Regions from separate parts of the Homo sapiens genome. Here region 1 is linked to region 2. A link is an interaction called in ENCODE POLR2A ChIA-PET data of the cell type or tissue named here. Cell type or tissue: Panc1. All regions are shown on one strand. Links, peaks and the distances in the headings refer to the core of each region. The heading gives the core; the rest is flanking DNA.

Region 1 (11,304 bases), core at 2,186-10,185, 100 kb before region 2:
TAGAAGTCATTGCAAAATCCAGTGTTGGGAAGCTTTTCCCCTAAGTTTTGTAGTTTCCAGCCTTTACGTTTAGGTATTTAATCCAATGTTAGCCCTTTCTTAATGGGTTCTGTGTATTTTCGGCAGGGAATAAGTCTTTAATATGACTGTTTCAGGAATTTACCATAGTTAACTTTTCTTTTTTCCTTCTTCCTTCCTCCCCTCTTTCCCTCCCTCATTCCCTCCCTCTTTCATTCCCTTCTTCCCTCTCTTACAGCTTGAAGATAATGGAATCACTCACTTTTTGTTCATAATTGGTAAGATTTTAGTTGGTAGAATGATAATTCCTTTTCAACAGAACTTTGTTATTTGTTCATTGGTTAGCAGGAAGAAGATGAGCCTTAAGTCTGAACACTGAGGAATTCATGTGCATCAGTCAGACCTCCTGTGCAAGGAAGGATGTGGTTACTACGGCAACCCTGCCTGGCAGGGTTTCTGCTCCAAGTGCTGGAGGGAAGAGTACCACAAAGCCAGGCAGAAGGAGATTCAGGAGGACTGGGAGCTGGCGGAGCGGTAAAAGGACTTAACTAGGGGTAGTTGAACAGTGACGTGACTGGATACATACTTCTGTCACCGTCCAGATACATTTTTTTAAATTTCTGCTTTGACCTATCAGCAAGTCAGTTTAAAATTAAGGAAAAGGATGTTTTCTCCTCTTCTTCTCAGTCAACCTTTAATGAACAGCTTTCAATAGTTTCTTCATTTTGTGTATGTCTTAACTTCTGATTATATTCTTTGGGTTGTGTTAGTTCTCAAATTTAGACAATAAGCTCCTTGGAGTGGAAGAATGGAGATAGGCATATTTCCCGGTGAAGATTAAATGAGCTAATAAATATGATGTACCCAGTGCAGGGCTTGCAAATGGCACTCATCAAGCATTATTTCCCTTGTTCTTTTAATATATTCAGCGTGGCATGTAGCTCAGTGATAAAACACAGTAGTAGAAATCTGTTGACTTGTATACATAGTCCTTGCATTATAGAAATTTAACTTTTCCTTAAAAATTAGATTAGTCAAAGGCAGTTTATATTATCTGGAAATACAGTGATGTTAAAAATTAAATAATGAGCCAGGCGCAGTGGCTCATGCCTGTAATCCTAGCACTTTGGGAGGCTGAGGCGGGAGGATCACTTGAGGTCAGGAGTTTGAGACCAGCCTGACCAACATGGTGAAACCCCATCTCTACTAAAAATATTTAAAAAGTTAGCCAGGCGTGGTGGTGCGCACTTGTTATCTCAGCTACTCAGGAGACTGAGGCAGGAGAATTGCTTGAACCCAGGTGTTGGAGGTTGCAGTGAGCCGAGATCGTGCCACTGCACTCCAGCCTGGGTGACAGGGTGAGACTCTGTCTCAAAAAAAAAAAAAAAAAATTAAATGATGGGATGGCTAGTGAGCATAGGAACTAATAAAATGCCATGAATAATGTTAATTCTTTGCCAGAGCATTTTGGAAATTCTAAAACTGCTTCAACAGAAGAAAGTCAAATGGAATTCTGCCAAATCTTCTTGGTAGTTTTTTTGTTTTTTTCATCCAGTCAGCCAATATTTGTTGAGTGACTATTTTGCTGGCATCTGTGGTGAACTCAGAGAATTAGAAATTACACATTGCTTTCAGTGACTGTGGTCAATCAAAGAGAAAATTTTAGCCCAGAACATGAATGATCTCCTCAGGGTTTCCACTGCATGCCTGATGCTGTCAGTAGCAGATCCTGTTTCAAAAACAGTAGAGGGCACTAGGCACCAACTGCCTCAGCTTCCTCCCCTTGCCACATAAAAATGTACTAATACCTTTATATTAACTTCTTGTCTGTTCCAGAGAAAGAGGTGTCCTGATTCCATCCTCAGACTTAGCACCTCCACCTGTGATTTTTGTTTCTATTTCTTACTGCTTTTAATTGTGACCCTGCTAAATCTCTTGGAAAGCTTGTAAAAGCAGTGATTGCTGGACCTTACCCTTAGAGTCTCTGATTTTAGTAATTTGGGAGTAAGACTAGAGAATCTGCATTTCTAACAAGTTGCCTGGTGATGCTGCTGCTGCTGTCTGGGGAATCACACTTGGAGAACCACTGTCTTATAGATAGTGCTTGGTTTTTTGTTTTGTTTTGTTTTGAGACAGGGTCTTGCTCTGTCACCCCAGCTGGAGTATAGTGGTGCAGTCTCAACTCACTGCATCCTCTGCTTCCTTGGCTCAAGTGATCCTCCTGCTTCAGCCTCCCAAGTAGCTAGGACTACAGGAGCATGCCACCATGCCCAGCTAATTTTTGTATTTTATGTAGAGACAGGGTTTCACCATGTTGCCTAGGCTGGTCTCAAACTCCTGAGCTCAAGTGATTCAGCCGCCTTGGCCTCCCAGCGTGTTGGGATTAAGGGCGTGAGCCCCCGCACCCGGCCTGTGTTTGTTATTTATTACAGATGGTTCACATGCAGCTAATCCGAAGCCAAATTTATTGCTTTTATTTATTATTCTCCCCATTCTGAACATTTTCCTCCTAACCCTTCTCGTGAGTCAGTTAATGGCGTCATTCTTTACCAAGTTAGCTAAAAAACCTTGGTTTCACTCTTGATTTCTCTTTAACCTCCCTTGGCACCTACAATTTGACCAAGTTCTGTTTGTTCCAACTTAGAAAAGTCTTTTGAATTTTACCTTTTCTACTCCTCTTTTCCAGGTATTTATTTTCTTTTACTTAAACCTTTATAATATACTCTTAATTCCTGTCCATGTCTCTGGTTTCTCTATCCTTCAAGTTGTTCTTACAGCTACCTGCATGATCTTTCTAAAGCACAGATCTGACAACAATAACTTTTTGGATTTACAGTCTTTCTTGCTTCCCCACCGCATGATGAAATCCAGAATAGGCTTAGCAATGGGCTTAGCAATCAAGATTCCCTACCCTCTGGTGCCTTCCTGTGTAGCCAGCATCACAGTTCATCACACGCCAGTGCTCTGGCTACATTCAGCTTGTTGTGAAGCAAACCACAGGCTTGCACATTCGTAGTTCCTTCTTCCTGGAATGTCCTTTCACGTAGAATCCTAATCATCCTTATCAGTCAGGCGTGGTGGTGTGTGCCTGTAGTCCCAATAACTTGGGAGGCTGAGGGATGAGAATTGCTTGAACTTGGAAGGCAGAGGTTGTAGTGAGCTGAGATCGTGCCATTACACTCCAGGCTGGGTGATGGAGTGACACACTGTCTCAAAAAAAAAAAAAAAAAAAAACAGAAACAAAAAAAGGATCCTGTTTGTCCTTTAAGACTCACCCCAAACAGCACCGTTGTAAAGCCTCATCAGACTCCTCCAGCAGATTGCGTTGTTCTTTTCTGTGTTCTCACAGCACTCAATTTTTACTCTCTGATGTAGCAGCTGTCCCATTATATAGCAGTTGTTTACTTACCTTTTTGTTTGTTCCAACCTTGAGCTTGTTAGGGAAAAGGACTAGACTTTCTTTATTTCACTGAGCTTGTTGGGGAAAAGGACTAGACTTGGTTTCTTTCATGTAACCCTAGAGCAGTTGCTGAATGAGCATGAGAAGATCCCATTTGAAATCTGTAGTGCATGAAGAGCAGTCCATCCTGTAGCTATGTGAGACCTCAGACTGATTTTGCATATTTAGTCTCTAGTTCTAAAATCTTTAGATCCTCCTGAATAAATGGAGTAATAACCTTCAGATACAGAGAAATCTTGGAGAATATCTAGATCATTCTAATCCTCTCTTGAATTGCAGACTCCAGTGGGAGGAAGAGGCCTTTGCCAGCAGTCAGAGCAGCCAAGGGGCCCAATCCCTCACATTCTCCAAGTTTGAAGGAAAGAAAACCAACGAGAAGACCCACGAGGTTACCACAGTGAAGAAATCTTCAGTGCGTCTTCCAGGGTCGGATCAAAGAAGGGTAATGTTCTGATACTCTTTTTTTTCTTCTCTGCCTGAGTGAGACACAGAGTAGATCCAAAATGCTTATAGGCTCAGCTTTGTAATTTCTGTCAACTTTTTGAGAACATCAGCTCAGATTTGAGACTGAAATTGGGTTTGAGGGTCAGACAATATATGAAACCCATACTCTCTTTGGTCAAAAGACATTGTGTTTTAGAGAAATTTGTTTACTCTGTAGGAGGAGTCAAGAGAATTGAAATAGGTAGTTTTGTTTATGAAATTCATGCCTATCCAAGTGACTGTCTCTTTGGATGTTTTGTTTTTTGTGCATTTGTGGATCTTGGTTTGTTCTGTGGCATAATACCCTCACTGTTCATAGCTTGTCAGAAATGGTGATTTCTAGGCTTGAAAGTCATCTGAGAGAGAGATTTTCTGCCCGAGAGCTTATTTGAGAGACAGCTTGTGTCTTGGGGAAGTGTATTGAGAGCATATAGGAAAAAGCCCACGTTGGGCTCTTGGGGGGATGAAAGTGAGCCATAGTAGCTGTTTTCCAGTGCATGGGTTTGTATGTAGGTGATCATATTCACCCGGCTTCTTAAAGTGCCATATAACCAGCAAGAAGATTGTCACGTAAGTCACAGGTGTTCTACAATTGAGCAGACAAGCCAGTTGAAATGGCCCAACATGAAGCAAGAAAGAATCTTTGTCGTTAGGCCTTGGTCTCCGAAAATTTATGTTGGTACTCAGAGTTATGCAGTCAATGTGAAATAATGAGGGAGACTGGGAACCGACACTGATGCTGTCAGAAGACCTGTTTTCTGGGAGCCCCCTCTCTTGCTCCCCAGTTCCTACCCTGGGGTAATTGTAATGAGTTCTCCCCTGGAGGCAGGGGAATGAATAATAAGACAGTGTTACCCCTTAAGACCCTTGCCAATCTTCTAGGTTTTGTGACTTTTGCTGTTTCCTTTTGTTTTATTATAAGGAAATAAAAGGAAATATTGCTTACCAAAAACACACTTCTCCTTAAGACATGGATACCAGATGCAGTGGCTCATGCCTATAATCTCAGCACTTTGGGAGGCCACGATGAATGGATCACCTGAGCTTGGGAGTTTGAGACCAGCCTGGGCAACATGGTGAAACCCCATGTCTACAAAAAATACAAAAATTATCCGGAACCACCTGCATGATTACATGATTAATTTGGTTGTTTCTTGGTTGGCTGCCAGTTGTAGCTATTTTGTCTCTACTAAAAAGGGGAAAAAAATTAGCACCTGCCAGAGATTAAATAAGTATGTATTCGGCTCATGATTTATTTATTAGGAGGTGAAATTTCCAGGTGGTTAGTAAGGTGACTTTGGAGTCACTCCTGGTTTGAGTCCTAGCTTTGTCATTTACCACCTTTGTGACCCTGGGCGGACTAACAACTCCAAGTCTTGTCCACACTGAGGGACAGTAATACCTATCAGAGATATGTGATGAGGATTCAATGAGTTGACATATGTAAAGAGCTTAGCATAGTGCCCGACACACACGTTAGATCTCCAGTAAGTGTTAGCTTTTTTAAAATGCAAGTTATTCTTCTGATAGAATAATCTTGCAGGGAGCTAAAGGCCATTTATTATTAAGATCCTTCATTTCTATTTAGCTTAAAGTCTGTTTCTTGATGATACGTAGTGAAATGATAAGTATTTATAACAGATGAAATAGTAAAAAAATTATAAAATTATCAGCTCGAATAGCCTCATTTTGCAGATGACAATATGAAAGTCCATAAATGTTAACTGATTTACCCAAGGTTGCACAATCTGTTTGTGTATGAGAACTCAGGTCTCCTAACTCCTGGGTCAATATTTTTCCATTATATTCCTTTATTCAATGTGTATACTTCAGAAACCCAGGTTATTTAATGTGTATAATAAATAGTAAATATATATATATATAATTAAGTTTCTGTTACTTAAGTACGTAATTGTCATTTATATTCGCTGACTCCCCTTGGTGATTTTAAAAACCTATGTCCCAAAAGCCTCTGTACAGTGTGCATGATACTATGGAAAGAAGATTTACAATTTAGTGCAGAGTCTGTACTTTAAAAAGAAACAATTCTGGAGCTGGGTGCAGTGGCTTCTACCTACCTGTAATCCCAGCTACTTGGAAGACTAAGGTAGAAGGGTTACATGAGCCTAGGAGTTAGTGGCTCCAGTGAGCTGTGATTGTGCCATTGTATTCCAGCCTGGGCAGCAGAGTGAGACACCATCTCTAAAAAAATTAATTAATTAAAAAAAGAAACAATCCAAGTGACTTTTATTTTAAAAATATGTATGCAGAACGGTTTTTACCTTTGTTCTTGTTTCCCCCCGCCCCCCATCTTTTCGAATGGTAGATTTGTACTTTCTATTTTTTGTTCTTTAGTTGCTTTTTGTCAGTAGAAAGCTTTTGGGGATAAAGACCTTAAAGCATTTAAAAATTTATGTTAGAAAAGAAGATTCCATTATGTCTTTGTTTCACAGATCACTTAATATAACTTAGCCAGGTAAATTTTGCATTTCACACTGATTACTTGTTTGGCCATTGTGTTTGGATAAGGTTAGCCTAAGTGCAGTTTTAATGTATTGGGCCTAGACTAGAAACAGACTTTTTGGATTCTGTATTCTTTATCTTCTTTAGTCCATGATGCCCTTGCTCTTGGTATTTTACTTGTTTCTATTAGTAGCATAAAGGAAAGCTTTTACGCCATACATAGCAGCTTGGAAGCAGACAAAATACAAATAAACTTCTATGGAATTTGAAGACTATTTTCACATTCTTTTAGAGTTGGATACGCCTTCAGAGAAAGTAAATCTTGACTGTGAAGACTCAGTTAAAGTGTTTTAGTCTCCACAGTCTGGGTGAGTGAGGAAGTCATAGTGGTTGGCCAAGCTGAGATACTTGCTTATACATTCCAAAGTGCCCTTTTCTTTCAGAACTCCTGTAATCTTGTCATCACAAGTAGAATCTTGTGTACCTCTTTCACAAATGGATCTGAAGACAGTAATCCTACAAAGCATATCTTTTCTTTTTTAGAGTTAAAATACCAATACCACCCAGACCTTAGACTCTAAACACTTTATTCGTTAAAGTGAACCAGGGCTTCTTAGAGAAATGACTGATTCTGGGGCTGGGGCAGGGAAAAAAAGGCCCCTTCAATATTTCGAGGACATTTCAGAAGATCTAGAAGCCAGCTTGGAGGGGTTTCCACTGGCCAAGTCTGGGATAATTTGAGTGTCAAAATAAATAAGGACAATAAGGCCAGGCACAGTGGCTCACAACTGTCATCCCAGCACTTTGGGAGGCCGAGGTGGGCAGATCACCTAAGGTCAGGAGTTCCAGGCCAGCCTGGCCAACATGGCGCAACCCCGTCTCTACTAAAAATACCAAATTAGTCAGGTATGGAGGTACGTGCCTGTAATCCCAGCTACTTGGGAGGCAGAGTCAGGAGAATCGCTTGAACCCGGGAGGTGGAGGTTGCAGTGAGCTGAGATTGTGCCACTGCACTCCAGCCTGGGCAACAAAGTGAGACTCCGTCTTAAAAAAAATAAAATAAAGTGAAGAAATCAATAAATAAGGACCATAAATGAACAAAATCATAATCCATGTGTTAATTTAACTAGTAAAATAGAGAAATACGGCCGGCACAGGGGCTCATGCCTGTAATCCTAGTACTTTGGGAGGCCGAGGCAGGCGGATCACCTTAGGTTGGGAGTTCAAGACCAGCCTGACCAACATGGAGAAACCTGTCTCTACTAAAAAAATACAAAATTAGCTGGGCGTGGTGGCACATGCCTGCAATCCCAGCTACTGGGAGTCTGAGGCAGGAGACTCGCTTGAACCCGGGATGCAGAGGTTGGGGTGAGCCGAGATCATGCCATTGCACTCCAGCTGGGGCAACGAGCAAGACTCCGTCTCAAAAAAAAAAATAATAATAATAATAAAATAGAGAGGTTATAGTCATGTTAGTAGTAAAAATTGATTCAGGTAAAGTTTATCTGGGTGCTAAATCTGGGATGAGGGGAGCGAGTTTCCTAGGAAACAAGTTATGAACATGATCTCAAATTCACTGCCTATGAATTATTTATGTATTTATTTATTTTTCTTTTTTTCCTTTTTTTGTGGAGACGGGAGGTGGGTCTTGCTATGTTGCCCAGGCTGGTCTTGGCCTCAAGTGATCCCACCACTGCAGCCTCAAAGTGCTGGGATTACAGGCGTGAGCCACCATGCCCAGCCAGATTATTCATTAATTATAAATGGAGAAATGGTAACTATAAAATGGGGATGTATGGGGCAAGGATAGATGTTACGTGCTTCCAGACATGACACTTTGAGAACACAACATCATTTATGAAATATCTAAGCTGAAAATTTTTAACAACCTGAATCCAGTCATGAGGACACCCAATCTAAATGACATTCAACAAGATACCTGGCCTGTGTTCTTCAGAAATGTCATGCCGAGAGAAACAAAGGCTGGGAAAATTGTGAACTGCTCATTGTGAACAATTGAGAAAATTGGAATATGGATTTTCAATTGAGTAAAAGTATTGTATCAATGTAAATTTTCCTGAATTTGGTAACTATCCTGTAAGGTACATAAAACAATGGCTTAATCCCTTTGCATTGCTACAGAAGAATACCTGAGGCTGGATCACTTACAAAGGAAAGAGGTTCATTTGGCTCATGGTTCTGCAGGCTGTGGAAGAAGCATGGAGACGGCCAGGTGCAGAGGCTCATGCCCCTAATCCCAACAGTTTGGGAGGCCAAGACGGGCAAATAACTTGAGGCCAGGAGTTGGAGACCAGCCTGGCCAACATGGCAAAACCCTGTCTCTGTTGAAAATACAAAAATTGGCCAGGCATAGTGGCCCATGCCTATAATCCCAGCTACTTGGGAGGCTGAGGCAGGGGTATCACTTGAACCTGGAAGGCAGAGGTTGCAGTGAGCCGAGATTGCGCTGGTGTACTCCCGCCTGGGCTGCAGAGTGTGAGACTCCTTCTCCAAAAAAAAAAAAAAAAAAGAGAGAGAGAGAGAAAGATTGGGCAATGGAAGGCTTGATAATCATGGTCTACTTGCTATTCCTGAAATACAAGCTTTGTTTCTGTATTAAAAACATAAAGTGCAGCCTGGTCCAGTGGCTCATGCTTGTAATCCCAGCATTTTGGAGACTGAAGCAGGAGGATTGCTTGATCCCAAGAGTTCAAGACCAGCCTGGGTAACAGTGAGATCCCATCTCTTAAAAATAATGATAGTAATTAGCCCGGCTAGTGCCTGTAGCCCCATCTATTCTGGAGGCTGAGGTCGGAGGATCATTTGAGCCTGGGAGGTTGAGGCTGCAGTGAGCTGCGATCATGCCACTGTACTCCAGCCTGGGTGACAGAGCGAGACCCTGATTAAAAACAAAAACAAAAAAAAAAAAAAACGCAAGGTGACTTTAAGTTGAAGAGCAAGCACTTGCCATTTGAGCCCTAGGCAAAACTATAAACTGTAATGTGGGTGAGGTTGTTCTTTTCCCTGTTTCCTTCTTCTTCACTTCTTTCACCTTACACACTGAATCCCTATTGGCTGTTCAAACATAACTCACCTCCTCCCTGTGTACCAAACACTTGAACTGTCTCTCACTTTCCCCTCTCTAATCCAAACTTCTGGCCTCTTAGTAGGGGTTGATTTTTAGCAAGCTTAGAGAAAAACAACAAAGTGTTGATTTTAGTAACTTGTATGATCTTAAGTAGCTAATAGAATTAATCTTCATTTACATTTTAAAAGGAGTTTTTTTTCTTTTTTAAGCAAAAGTGTCTCTTTGGAAAAGTATGTGTGGGAGGGAAGCATGTTATAAGCAAAGCAATAAAGGAAATGAGTAGGGTTTTCCTGTCTTTGACTGGTGTACAGACCTCTAAAGTCAGAGGGATTGGTGTTATTCTAAGAGTCTTCAGTCCTCTCTTTGGCTTACTGAGGTAGTTGTAGCATAATCAACAGCTCAGGCTTTGGATTTAAGCGCACAGACCTGGGTTCAAATTCCAGTCTTTATAAGTGACTGCAACATTATTCAAGTTACTTAACATATTCAAGCCCCAGCTTCCTCATTTGTAAATATCATAAGTGTACTACCTGATAGACTTGTGAGGATTATACAAAATAGCATTGTAAAAGTACCTAGTGCATAACAGGCATTACCTATATGTAAGTTTATGCTACCATTATTATTTTGTCAGATGGAATATGTATTATGTTTTTATTGGGTTGAGTGTTCTATCAATGTCAGGTAGGTCAAGTTGGTTGATAACATCATTCAAGTTTTCTGTCTTTACTGACTTTTTAAAAATCACCTCTCTGTCAATTACTAAGCGAGGAGTATTGAAATCTCCAAATATCATTGTGAATTTGTTTCTCCTTTCAGTTCTATCAAATTTTGTTTTATGTGTTTTGAAGCAGTGTTATTAGTATATACAAATTTAGGATTGCTGGGTTTTCTTGAAGAATTAACCCCTTTTTTATGATGAGATACCTCTCTGTGTTCTTGATAATATGGTCCATGTTCTTAAGTTTACTTTGTCTAACATTGGTATAACCACTTAAGCTCTATTTCATTGTTTCAGAGTATCCTCTTCCTTTCATTAGTTTTTAACATATTTGTATCTTTATATTTAAAGTAAATTTCTTACAGACAACATGAAGTGAGGTCTTGTTTTTTAATCTAATCTGATAATCTCTGACATTTAATCAGACTGTTTATAGCACTTATATTTAATGTGATTTTTGATAAGGGAAGTTTTACTCCTGTCATCTTGCTTTTTGTGTTTATCTCATCTTGTTTTAGTTCCATTTCTCCTCTTTTTTTGCCTTCTTTATGACCACACCTTTATCTCCACTATCAGCTTGTTAGCTACACCTCTTTGTTCTGTTTGTTTGGTTTTGTTTGGTTTTTGTTACTGGTTGTTCTGGGGTTTACAGAATACGTCTTTAACTTACCTTCAAATAATATTTATACCACTTTACAGAAAAAAATTTTTTTAATAATAGTATTATACGACTTTACATATAAGAATCTTAAACAAGATTCTTATATTTCTTCCTCCTGTCCTTTGTGCTGTGGTTCTACATGTTACTTGGTGGTTCTTTCATCTTGGGTAGTTTCCTCATATGCATGTGCAGTACTCAGCCACACTCAAGGGAACCCTCTGCAGATACCTGGAGCTTTTTCTGTGTAGCCCTCTCCCCTCCGTAGTGTTTGCATGATATTTTGCCATGCAAATTCTGGTCACATCGGCCTCCCTGAACTCCAAATGCTGTCTCCTCAATTCAGCAAGTCAGCTAGGCTCTGTTTGAGTGGCCTCTCCCTGTGCCATGACTTTAAAACTCTCCCAGCAGTG
Region 2 (11,304 bases), core at 1,172-9,171:
GTTCAAGCGACTCTCCTACCTCAGCCCCCTGAGTAGCTGGGACTATAGATGTGCACCACCATGCCTGACTAATTTTTGTATTTTTAGCAGAAACAGGGTTTCACCATGTTGGCCAGGCTTCTCTTGAACTCCTGACCTTAGGTGATCCACCTGCCTCGGCCTCCTAAAGTGCTGGGATTACAGGTGTGAGCCACCACTCTTGGCCAATTTTTTTTTTTTTTTTTTTTTTTTTTAGTAGAGATGGGGTCTTGCCATTGTTGGCCGGGCTGGTCTTGAACTCCTGGCCTCAAGTGATCCACCCGCCTCGGCCTCCCAAAGTCCTGGGATTACAGGCGTGAGCCACCACGCCTGGCTAGATATGTTGTATTTAAGATTTTATTCTCCTCTGCGCACTATATTTCACTATACAGTTTTGAAGCATTCCTGATCATTTACATGATTACTGTCATCTTTGCTTGAAGGTATGTTAAAAAAGAGTTTAATTCATTATATTACTTTGTGGTCATTCATCTAAAATAGAGTTATGTTACCCTTGTGTGTTATTGATTCTTCCCAGCAGGATGCCTGGTTTGCTTTTATGTGAACCAACAGAGCTTTACAACATCCTGAATCAGGCCACAAAACTCTCCAGATTAACAGACCCCAACTATCTCTGTTTATTGGGTAAGTACTTGGAAAAAAGCGGAGGAGGTCAAACACAGTGTCCTTCAAACATTATTTTTGATGAGTTAACAAACTTTTGGCGGGGTGGGGGGCAGTGAATGACTTTAGAACAGGGATCCCTGGGCTGGGTGTGGTGGCACACGCCTGTAATCCCAGCACTTGGGAAGGCCAAGGTGGGCGAATCACTTGAAGCCAGGAGATCAAGACCAGCCAGGCCAACAGGGCAAAACCCCATCTCTACTAAAAATACAAAAAAATTAGCTGCAGTGGTGCATGCCTGTAATCCCAGCTACTCAGGAGGCTGAGGCATGAGAATTGCTTGAACCTGGAAGGTGGAGGTTGGAGTGAGCCGAGATTTGGGCCACTGCATTCCAGCCTGGGTGACAGAGTGAGACCCTGTCTCAAAAAAGAAAAAAAAAAATAAAAAAGAAGTCCGCAACCCCCAACCCCCAGTACCAGTCTGTGGTCTGTTAGGAACCAGGCAGCACAGCAGGAGGTGAGCAGCAGGTGAGCAGGTGAAGCAGAAGCTTCATCTGTATTTACAGCCACTCCCCATCGCTTGCATTACCGCCTGAGCTCCACCTGCTGTCAGATCAGCAGCAGCATTAGATTCTCACAGGAGCGCAAACCCTACTGTGAAGTGTGCATTCAAGGGATCTAAGTTGCGCTCTCCTTGTGAGAATCTAATGCCTGATGATCTGTCACTATCTCCTGTCACCCCCAGAAGGGACCGTCTAGTCACAGGAAAACAAGTTCAGGGTTTCCACTGATTCTACATGATGGTAGAATTATTTCATTATATATTACAATGTAATAATAATAGAAATGCACAAAAAATGTAATGGGCTTGAGTCATCCCCAAACCATCCCCGCCCCCCAGCCCACTGCCCTGTTCCGTGGAAAAATTGTCTTCCATGAAACCAGTCCCTGGTGCCAAAAAGATTGGGGATCGCTGCTTTAGAAAGCTGTTAAGAGGCCAGGTGTGGTGGCTTGTGCCTGTAATCCCAGTGTTTTGGGAGGCCGAGGTGGGCGGATCAACTGAGGTCAGGAGTTTGAGACCAGCCTGGCCAACATGGTGAAACCCCGTCTCTACTAAAAATACAAAAATTAGCCGGGTGTGGTGGCATGTGCCTGTGGTCCCAGCTACTAGGGAGGCTGAGGCAGGAAAATCGCTTGAACCCAGGAGACGGAGATTGCAGTGAGCCGAGATCATGCCACTGCACTCCAACCTGGATGGGGATTTAGTGTGAGCTCACTTCAAATTTGATTTCTTCCTTCCCCTTACCATTTTTATTTATTTATGAGACAGAATCTTGTTCTGTTGCCCAGGCTGGAGTGCAATGGTGTGATCTTGGCTTGCTGCAACCTCAGCCTCCAGATTTAAGTGATTCTCCTTCAGCCTCGTGAGTAGCTGGGACTACAGGCGCTGCCACCACGCCCGGCTAATTTTTGTATTTTTAGTAGAGATGGGATTTCGCCGTGTTGGCCAGGCTGGTCTTGAACTCCTGGCTCAAGTGATCCACCTGCCTCGGCCTTCCAAAGTGCTGGGGTTACAGGTGCATGCCACCGCGCCCAGCCCCACATCTCAAGTTTTAAACTGACAATGACTATCCCTTAACTGCCAAACAAATAGACGTTGATGACGACGTAGGTCCTCTGAGTAGTTTGGTCGTATGTTCCTTTGCAAATTCAGTTCTTAAATACGTTTCCTTTCCAGATGTCCGTTCCAAATGGGAGTATGACGAAAGCCATGTGATCACTGCCCTTCGAGTGAAGAAGGTACATGGGCAGCGTCAGGATCTGGGGCAGGCTGGCTACCTTGCAGTGGGGTGGGGAAGAGTGGGAAGTTTCACCCTCAATCCAGCGGGCAGCAGAAGCAGGACTGTTTTCTATGTGCCCACCGTGGTGGTCTTCCACACCTCTCACCCTCACACATTTTCTCAGGTGTCCTCCCATCCCCCAAGAATGGTCAACAACTCCATTAGACAAATACTGATTTAATTTTTGAGACCGGGTCTCGCTCTGTCATCCAGGCTGGAGTGCAGTGGCACAATCATAGCTCACTGCGGCCTTAAACTCCTGGGCTTGGCTGGGCATGGTGGTTCATGCCTGCAGTCCCAGCACTTTGTGAGGCTGAGACGGGCAGATCACCTGAGGTCAGGAGTTCAAGACCAGACTGGCCAACATGGTGAAACCCCATCTCTATTAAAAATACAAAAATTAGCCAGGTGTGGTGGCTTACGCCTGAGTCCCAGCTACTCAGGAGGCTGAGACATGAGAATCGCTTGGACCTGGGAGGCGGAGTTTGTAGTGAGCTGAGATCACGCCACTGTACTCTAGCCTGGGCAACAGAGTGAGTGTTGGTCTAAAAAATATATATATATCTCCTGGGCTCGAGCAATCCTACGCCGCTCAGCCTCCAGAGTAGCTGAGACTACAATGGGGAATGCCACCAGGCCTGGCTAATTTTTGTATTTTTTATAGAAATGGGGTTGCACTGTGTTGCCCAGGCTGCTCTTGAACTCCTGGACTCAAGCCATCCTCCTGCCTTAGCCTCCCAAAGCGCTGGGATTACACATGTGAGCCGCCTAAGCCTGGCCAAATATTGATTTAATTCCTTGATATGCCAGGTATTGTTCCAGACCCTGGGGATACAACAGAATACAACAGCCTGAGTTCATTGTCCCTGCCGTTGTGGAGCTTTCTTTTTTTGTTGTTTTTAATTATTTTTTCTGTTTTTATGTGTTGTTTTTATATATTTTTTTCATTTTTATCTTTATTTTTGGAGCTTTATGTTGTAAATTTTTAGGGACAGGGTCTTGCTCTGTCACCCGGGCAGGGGTGCAGTGGCACAATCATGGCTTGAACTCCTGGGTTCAATCAACCCTCCTATCTCAGCCTCCTGAGTAGCTGGGACTGCAGACTTGTGCCAACATGCTAATTTTTTTTTTTTAAAGACAGGATCTTATTATGTTGCCCAGGCTGTCATGGACCTTCTCTTCTATTTAGCAAACAGACAATAAACCCTAGAGATAATTGGCTATAATCCAAAGATGGAAGCATCTCCCTTTTTTCCTTCCCATCCCCTCCCCTCTTCCATTCCCCTCCTGTCCCCTCTTCCCTTCCCCATCCTGAGGAGTGGACAGAGCCCTGCACACAGTCACCATGTCCCCTACTGCAGCGAAACCTTTTCCCCACGCCTCCAGGGTGTCTTCTCCCTCATGATTGTGAAGCCTGGCAGCCTTTGCCCAGGACCCGTCTCTCCCCTCTGCAGTCCTGATCAAATTCTCTGCCCTGAACTTGGAGGTTCTCTTTGACTTTCCTGGTTTCTTTTCTTTATTCTTTTTTTTTTTCTTTTGAGACAGAATCTCTCCCTGTCACCCAGGCTGGAGTGCAGTGGCACAATTTCGGCTCACTGCAACCTCTGCCTCCCAGGTTCAAATGATTCTCCTGCCTCAGCCTCCAGCCTGTAGCTGGGATTACAGGCGTGCGCCACCACACCTGGCTAATTTTTTCTTATCTTTTTTTGTATCTTTAGTAGAGACAGGGTTTCACCATGTTGGCCAGGCTGGTCTGGAACTCCTGACCTCGTTATCTGCCTGTCTTAGCCACCCAAAGTGCTGGGATTGCAGGCGTGAGCCTGGCCTCCTGGTTTATTTTCTATCTCTTTGGTTCACCTTCATTTTCTCCTTCTGCCACCTGAATGTAACTGCTGGTCTGTCCTTGATCTCCACATCTGTCAGGGTACTTTCTTGCCAGAGATTTCACTGGAGCTTACAGCTGCAATGACATATCCACATGCAATTAGCATTCCTGGCAAGTTTACATCTAAAATTTTGGGCGGGGCATGGAGGCTTACTCCTGTAATCCTAGCACTTTGGTTGGCCGAAGCAGGAGGATTGCTTGAGTCCAGGAGTTCAAGACCAGCCTGGGCAACATAGCAAGACCCCTGTCTCTACAAAAAAATTGAAAAATTAACTCAGTGTGGTGGGGCACCTCTGTAGTACCAGCTACTTGGGAGGCCGAGATGGGAGGATCACTTGAGTCCAGGAGGCTGATTGCACCACTGCACTCCAGCCTGGGCGACAGAGCAAGACCCTGTCTCAAAAGTAATAAAATAAAACTTTGTCTTCTAAAATTCCCCTTTCCTCCCCATTCCCGCTGTACTTTTCCACACCCTGTCTCTGCTGCTTTTTTTTTTTTTTTTTTTTTTTTTTTTTTTTTTTTTGGAGACAGAGTCTTGCTCTGTCCTCCAGGCTGGAGTGCAGTGGTGCAATCTCAGCTCGCTGCACGCTCCACCTCCCGGGTTAACGCCATTATCCTGCCTCAGCCTCCCGAGTAGCTGGGACTATAGGCGCCCGCCACCATGCCTGGCTAATTTTTTGTATTCGTAGTAGAGACGGGGTTTCACCGTGTTAGCCAGGATGCTCTCGATCTTCTGATCTCATGATCCGCCCACCTCAGCCTCCCAAAGTGCTGGAATTACAGGCGTGAGCCACCGCGCCCGGCCTCTGTGCTGCTTTTTCTGCACATAACTCAATAACTCAGCAGGGAGCATGGGCAGGCTGTATTTTTCCAGGATATTTCCCCGTACAAATCCATCATTATTGTCTTTTTGTCTTTTTGTGTTTTTGAGACAGAATCTTGCTCTGTCTGTCTGCCCGGTGCAGTGGTACAATCTCAGCTCACTGCAACCTCCATCTCCCAAGTTCAAGGGATTCTCCTGCCTCAGCCTCCCTCGTAGCTGGGGTTACAGGCACCCGCCACCACACCTGGCTAATTTTTATATTTTTAGTAGAGATGGAGTTTCGCCATGTTGGCCAGGCTGGTCTTGAACTCCTGACCTCAGGTGATCCACCCGCCTTGACCTTCCAAAGTGCTGGGATTACAGGCATGAGCCACCACACCAGGCCCATAATCTTACTCTTAATCCCCATTGCAGGCCTTTTGCTGCAACCGATTCAGAGCCCCTCATGATGTATGGGCCTCTATTCCCACTCAGCTCTCAAGTCTGTGCATTTCTTTGATTCTGGCAGCACCTCCTGCTCTGGGCCTCTGCCCCTCAGCGTCTCCAATTCAGACTGATAGCTTTTTTTTTTTAATTTTTATTTTTATTTTTTGAGACAAAGTCTTGCTCTTGTCGCCCAGGCTGGAGTGCAGTGGCGCACTCTTGGCTCTTGCCTTCCCTCTCTAGCTTCCCAGTTAGCAGATTGAGGCCTTCAGGGCATTCCCAGCCCTAGCAGGACAGAAAGGCTCCCAGCCCCACCCCCCTCCCGCCCGTGTTCTCAGCCTTCTTAGATCTGACCACCTCTGTCTCCAGCCTCATTCCCAGTACACTTCCACTCTCACCTGACACCTTAGCAGCACTGTGCTGCCATGTTTCCTTCTATGATGCACATGTATCCCATACTGTAACTTTTTTTTGAAAACAGAATATGTCGTACTGTTGAATTTTTTTTTTTTTTTTTTTTTGAGACAGAGTCTCACTCTGTCGCCCAGGCTGGAGTGCAGTGGTACGATCTTGGCTCACTGCAACCTCCGCTTCCCAGGTTCAGGCAATTCTTCTGCCTCAGTCTCCCAAGTAGCTGGGACTACAGGCGCATACCACCACACCTGGCTAATTTTTGCATTTTTAGTAGAGATGGAGTTTCACCATATTGGTCAGGCTGGTCTCAAACTCCTGACCTTGTGATCCGCCTGCCTTGGCCTCCCAAAGTGCTGGGATTACAAGTGTGAGCCACCGCACCTGGCCAATTTGTATGGCTTTTTTTTGTTTTGTTTTTTTTGTTTTGTTGTTTTGTTTTGAGACAGGGTCTCACTCTCTCGCTTAGGCTGGAGTGCAATGGCACCATCACAGCTCACTGCAGCCTTAAACTCCCAGGATCAAGCAGTCCTCCCACCTTACCCTTCCCAGTAGCTGGGACCATAGGTGTGCACCACCACACCCAGCTAACTTGTATTTTTTGTAGAGATGGGGTCTCGCTATGTTACCCAGGCTGGTCTTGAACGCCTGGGCTCAAGCAGTCCTCCCTCCTCAGCCTCCCATAGTGCTGGGATGACAGGCATGAGCCACCAGGCCTGGCCTGATTTGTACTTTTAATATGGTAGTGTCTTTTTCCCTAAAAGTGGGTGTGGTGAATATCGGTTGTTTTTCTGCCCAACACCTCCCCCTTTTTGAGGGGAACGTCTCCTCTCTCTGCTCAAACCATGGGTTTCTAGTGGTGCTCTCTAAAGTAATATTCTGGCCAGGCACGGTGGCTTAAGTCTGTAATCCCAACACTTTGGGAGGCCGAGGTGGGGAGTTTGCTTGAGCTCAAGAGTTTGAGACGAGCCTGGACAACACAGTGGGACCTGAGAAGGCATCTGTTTACTGCCTTCTTTTTAAGTGGTGGTGGTGTTCTTGTTGTTTTGAGACAGTTTCACTCTGTTGCCCAGGCTTGAGTGCAGTGACGCGATCTCGGCTCACTGCAACCTCTGCCTCCCGGGTTCAAGCCATTCTCCTGCCTCAGCCTCTTTGGTAGCTGGTACTATAGGCGTGTGCCACCACACCTGGCTAATTTTTGTATTTTTAGTAGAGATGAGGTTTCACCATGTTGGCCAGGCTGATCTCGAACTGACCTCAGGTGATCCGCCCACCTTGGCCTCCCAAAGTGCTGGGATTACAGACATGAGCCTCCGCGCCCGGCCTTGTTGGTTTGAGACAAGTCTTGCTGTCACCCAGGCTGGAGCGCAGTGATGCAATCATAGCTCACTGCAGCCTCCACCTCCCAGACTCAAGTGATCCTCTCACCTCAGACTCCCGAGTAGCTGGGACTACATGTGCACCCTCCCACACCCGGCTTTTTTTGTCTCTACAAATATATCTATATATATAGATATAAATATATAAATTAGCCAAGTATGGTGGTGCATGCCCGTGGTCCCAGCTACTCAGGAGGCTGAAGTGCGAAGATCATTTGAGCCCAGGAATTCAAGGCTGCAGTGAGCGGTGACTGCACCACTGCAGTCCAGCCTGGGCAACAGAGTGAGACCCTGTCTCTAAAATAAAATAATATCCAGAACGCTGGCCACAGTGATTGGTCCTGGGTCTGGGATGAAAGCTGAGCCAATCAGAATTGGAATTAGAAGAAAGGTGTCTCTGTCCAGCCTGGTGGTGGAATTGGGAAGATGGGAGTCTGAGCATTGCTGGGGTTCGTGACTTAAGCCTCTGGAGGAAGCTGTCTGAGAAGGGGAAGTCAGTGTGGAGGGGTGGAGTGGGAAGCAGAGAGGAAGAGAGCCCGAAGGAAGTCTGGGCTTTAGGGTCTCTGGGTCCTAAAGCCAGCTGCTTTAGGTTTGGAAACCGGCTGCATCTTTGCCTTACCCTGGAGTGTTACCTGCCAGTAAGTCCCTCTTTTGTGCACACTCCTGGTTAAATTGTTAGTACATCTTATGATCCATGAGGTTTTTTGTTTGTTTGTTTGTTTTGTTTTGTTTTTGTTTTATTTTTGTTTTTTTGGGACATAGTCTCACTCTGTTACCCAGGCTGGAGTGCAGTGGTGCAATCATAGCTCACTGCAGCTTTGAACTCCAGGGCTCAAGCGATCCTCCCACCTCAGCCTCCCAGGTAGCTGGGATTATAGGCATGAGCCACCATGGCCAGCCACATTTGATCTTCTAGTCTATCTCATTCCTTCTGCTCACTCATGACTTCTGCTTCTACACACTGTCTACTTACTGTCCTTTTTTGGGGTGTTTTTTGTCTTGTTGTTGTTGTTTTGGGACAGGGTCTTGCTCTGTCACCCAGACTGGAGTGCAGTGACACAATCGCAGCTCACTGCAGCCTCCGCCTCCTGGGCTCAAGTGATCCGTCCACTTCAGCCTCCTGAGTAGTAGGGACTACAGGCGCATGCCACTATGCCTGGCATTTTTGTATTTTTTTTTTTTTCATAGAGTCGGGGATCTTGCTGTTGTCCAGGCTGGTCTGGAACTCCTGGCCTCAAGCAATCCTCCTGCCTTGGCCTCCTGAAGTGCTGGGATTACAGGTGCAAACCACTGCATCCAGTCTGGTATTTCTGGATTCAATCTCCACTGCCAAACACTCTCCCCATGAGAAAGGATATCACTAATTCAATTGACCATGGTTTCTCTGACACCAGGGTACCTAATAGGCTGTGGATCAGTCAGCAGACCAGCTGTTCTTTGGTCAGGCACTTCTCTCTGGTCCAGTCAGCTGTGGTCAGCTTTTCTCAGAAGGGAACACAGTTGTGGAGGATCCTTGGGATTTAACAGACTCTCCATCCACTGTCTCAGTGCTTCTGGGCCTGTGTGTATAGTCAGGGGAGAGAGTGCGGTCTTAGCTCCTCCCAGTGCTGCTATGCAGGGAGTCTCTGCTCAACCGAACCTGCCCACCAACAGGCCTCTCTTGTGTGTGTGTGTTTTTTTTTTTAAGAAAAATAATGAATATCTTCTCCCGGAGTCTGTGGACCTGGAGTGTGTGAAGTACTGCGTGGTGTATGATAACAACAGCAGCACCCTGGAGATACTCTTAAAAGATGATGATGATGATTCAGACTCTGATGGTGATGGCAAAGGTGGGTTTTATGCAACAGCAGCAAGAATAATAGTTAACGGCTATTGAACAAATTTGTTATAGGACCAACAGGTTCATATGCCCATGGCACGGGAACAGGCCAATGACACTGAGACAGCAGGGTTTGCGTCAGAAAAAGAGCTTCATGATCACTGGATACCGAGCAAGGAGATGGGAGGAGGCCCTCAAATACATTTCCCCAAGGAGTTTGGAATGGGGTTTTTAAGGGGATTGGGGAGGGTGAGGGACTGGAAAGTTGGGGTCATTGATTGGTTGAGGAAAGGGGGATGAAATAATCAGGACGTGGAAACTGCGTTCTTTGGTGAGTCAGCTCCTGTGGGGCCCGTCAGACCAGCTGATGTCAGTGGTTTCATCAGTACGCGGGACCTGAAAGAATATCTCAAAGGGAAAACAGTGTTCCATGATGTTCAAGTTGTCACCTACAGAGCAGTTAAGGGGAACTATATTCTTGGCCGGGCGCGGTGGCTCATGCCTGTAATCCCAGCACTTTGGGAGGCCGAGGCGGGCGGATCACAAGGTCAGGAGATTGAGACCATCTTGGCTAACACGGTGAAACTCCGTCTCTACTAAATACACAAAAAATTAGCCGGGCATGGTGGCAGGCGCCTGTAGTCCCTGCTAGCTACTTGGGAGGCTGAGGCAGGAGAATGGCGTGAACCCAGGAGGCAGAGCTTGCAGTGAGCGGAGATCACGCCACTGCACTCCAGCCTGGGCGACAGAGCGAGACTCCTTCTCAAAAAAAAAAAAAAATTCTTGTAACAGGGTCTTATGTGATTCTAGGACAATACACATCAAACAGCTGTGAGCAAGCAGGTTGGAGAGCAAGCAAGGTGACTTAGTGATGAATGCTGAATGTGCTGCAAGCTTGCTTTATTTTCATTTGTTCCCCTCCCTTCTTTGCTGATTTCACAAAGTTTATGGGGACAGTTCCATGTGTGCCATGCACCAGGAACCAAGGGCTTTACTTGGATCTGCAGAACAGCTTACAAGGACGCTAACTAACATCAAGAGCTGTGAGGAAGCCAGGCCCAGTGACTCATACCTGTAGTCCCAGCACTTGGGGAGGCTGAGGCAGGAGGATCACTTGAGCCCAGGAGTTCAAGACCAGCCTGGGTGATATGGCAAGATAAGGTACCCAGCTCATTTATTTACTTTTTGTAAAGACTGGGTCTTGCTGTGTTGCCTGAGACTTAAGCTTTTAAAAGTGTTGTGGACATATTTTTAAACCACCACACCTATAAGTGGTGGGGCCAGGATTCAAACCCAGGCCTTTTTGGCTCTGTCCTGTCCCCCAGGGATTGGGTAGTGGCACGAGAGCATGCAGCCCCAAGTCAGAACATTAAAGCGTGGTCAGTTCCAATGTGCTCCATCGAACCTCTGAGGCTCTGCTGTGTTCTTCATTAGCCCCTGGTTTTGGGCTGACCACCCTTTGCCATTGGCACTGGGAGCTCTGCTTCTAGGAATCAGAACTGCACCTGTGGGTGCCGTTCCAGAAGCTGGGGGCACTCACACCAACTGCCACGGGGTGGCGCTATGCTCCCACCTTTCATAAAACCAGCTGTCTGGACTTTTGTCCCAGGAGGTCCTTGGCCAGGAAATTGTCCCTTCTTCCCTAAGCTCATCCTGTTGGGCTCTGGTCTGCAATCCTAGGACTGTAGGCTAGGCCTTGAAACCCTAGGAGATGGTACTCAACATGGATAATCCCCTTTACATTCTATAACTGACCTTACTTTGCTATGGGGCCCCCATTCACAGGAAACCACAACCACACAACTTGTGCATTCAAGGCAACTTTTCTTGTTTCAAATGGCATCTTTCAGGTCAATGAAAAGTCTTTGGGGGTACAAGACCATCTCAAGGCTTCTCTCAACACCCCCTTCTTTCTTTTTTTTTTTTTTTTTTTGAGTCAGGGTCTCGCTTTGTTGCCCAGGCTGGTCTCGAACTCTTGGCTTCAAGCAATTCTCTTGCATTGGCCTCTCAAAGTGCATGGATTACAGGCATGAGCCACCATGCCTGGCCTGAACTCTGACTTCTGAGCCAGGCCCTGTGGG

The links. Peaks named below come from ENCODE experiments on the same cell type or tissue, not always from the same donor. Only the 100,000 strongest peaks of a DNase experiment are listed, where the experiment ranks them.
Region 1: POLR2A ChIA-PET joins it to region 2 with 10 read pairs; 4 of 35 experiments call an interaction of 5 or more read pairs at or near these places.

The regions. Positions count from the first base shown.
Region 1 is chr7:76,121,236-76,132,539 of GRCh38, reverse strand. No RefSeq gene overlaps it. Among named protein-coding and RNA genes, the nearest start is that of SRRM3, 75 kb to the left of the region's middle. In Panc1, for the core only: no CTCF peak of the experiment used is centred there; no DNase peak of the experiment used is centred there; H3K27ac peaks cover 736 bases.
Region 2 is chr7:76,019,780-76,031,083 of GRCh38, reverse strand. STYXL1 (serine/threonine/tyrosine interacting like 1) reads left to right here. Exons shown (of 9, transcript NM_001317785.2): 2 at 557-663; 3 at 2,381-2,442; 4 at 9,092-9,233. The coding sequence starts at 561. Among named protein-coding and RNA genes, the nearest start is that of STYXL1, 23 kb to the left of the region's middle. In Panc1, for the core only: no CTCF peak of the experiment used is centred there; no DNase peak of the experiment used is centred there.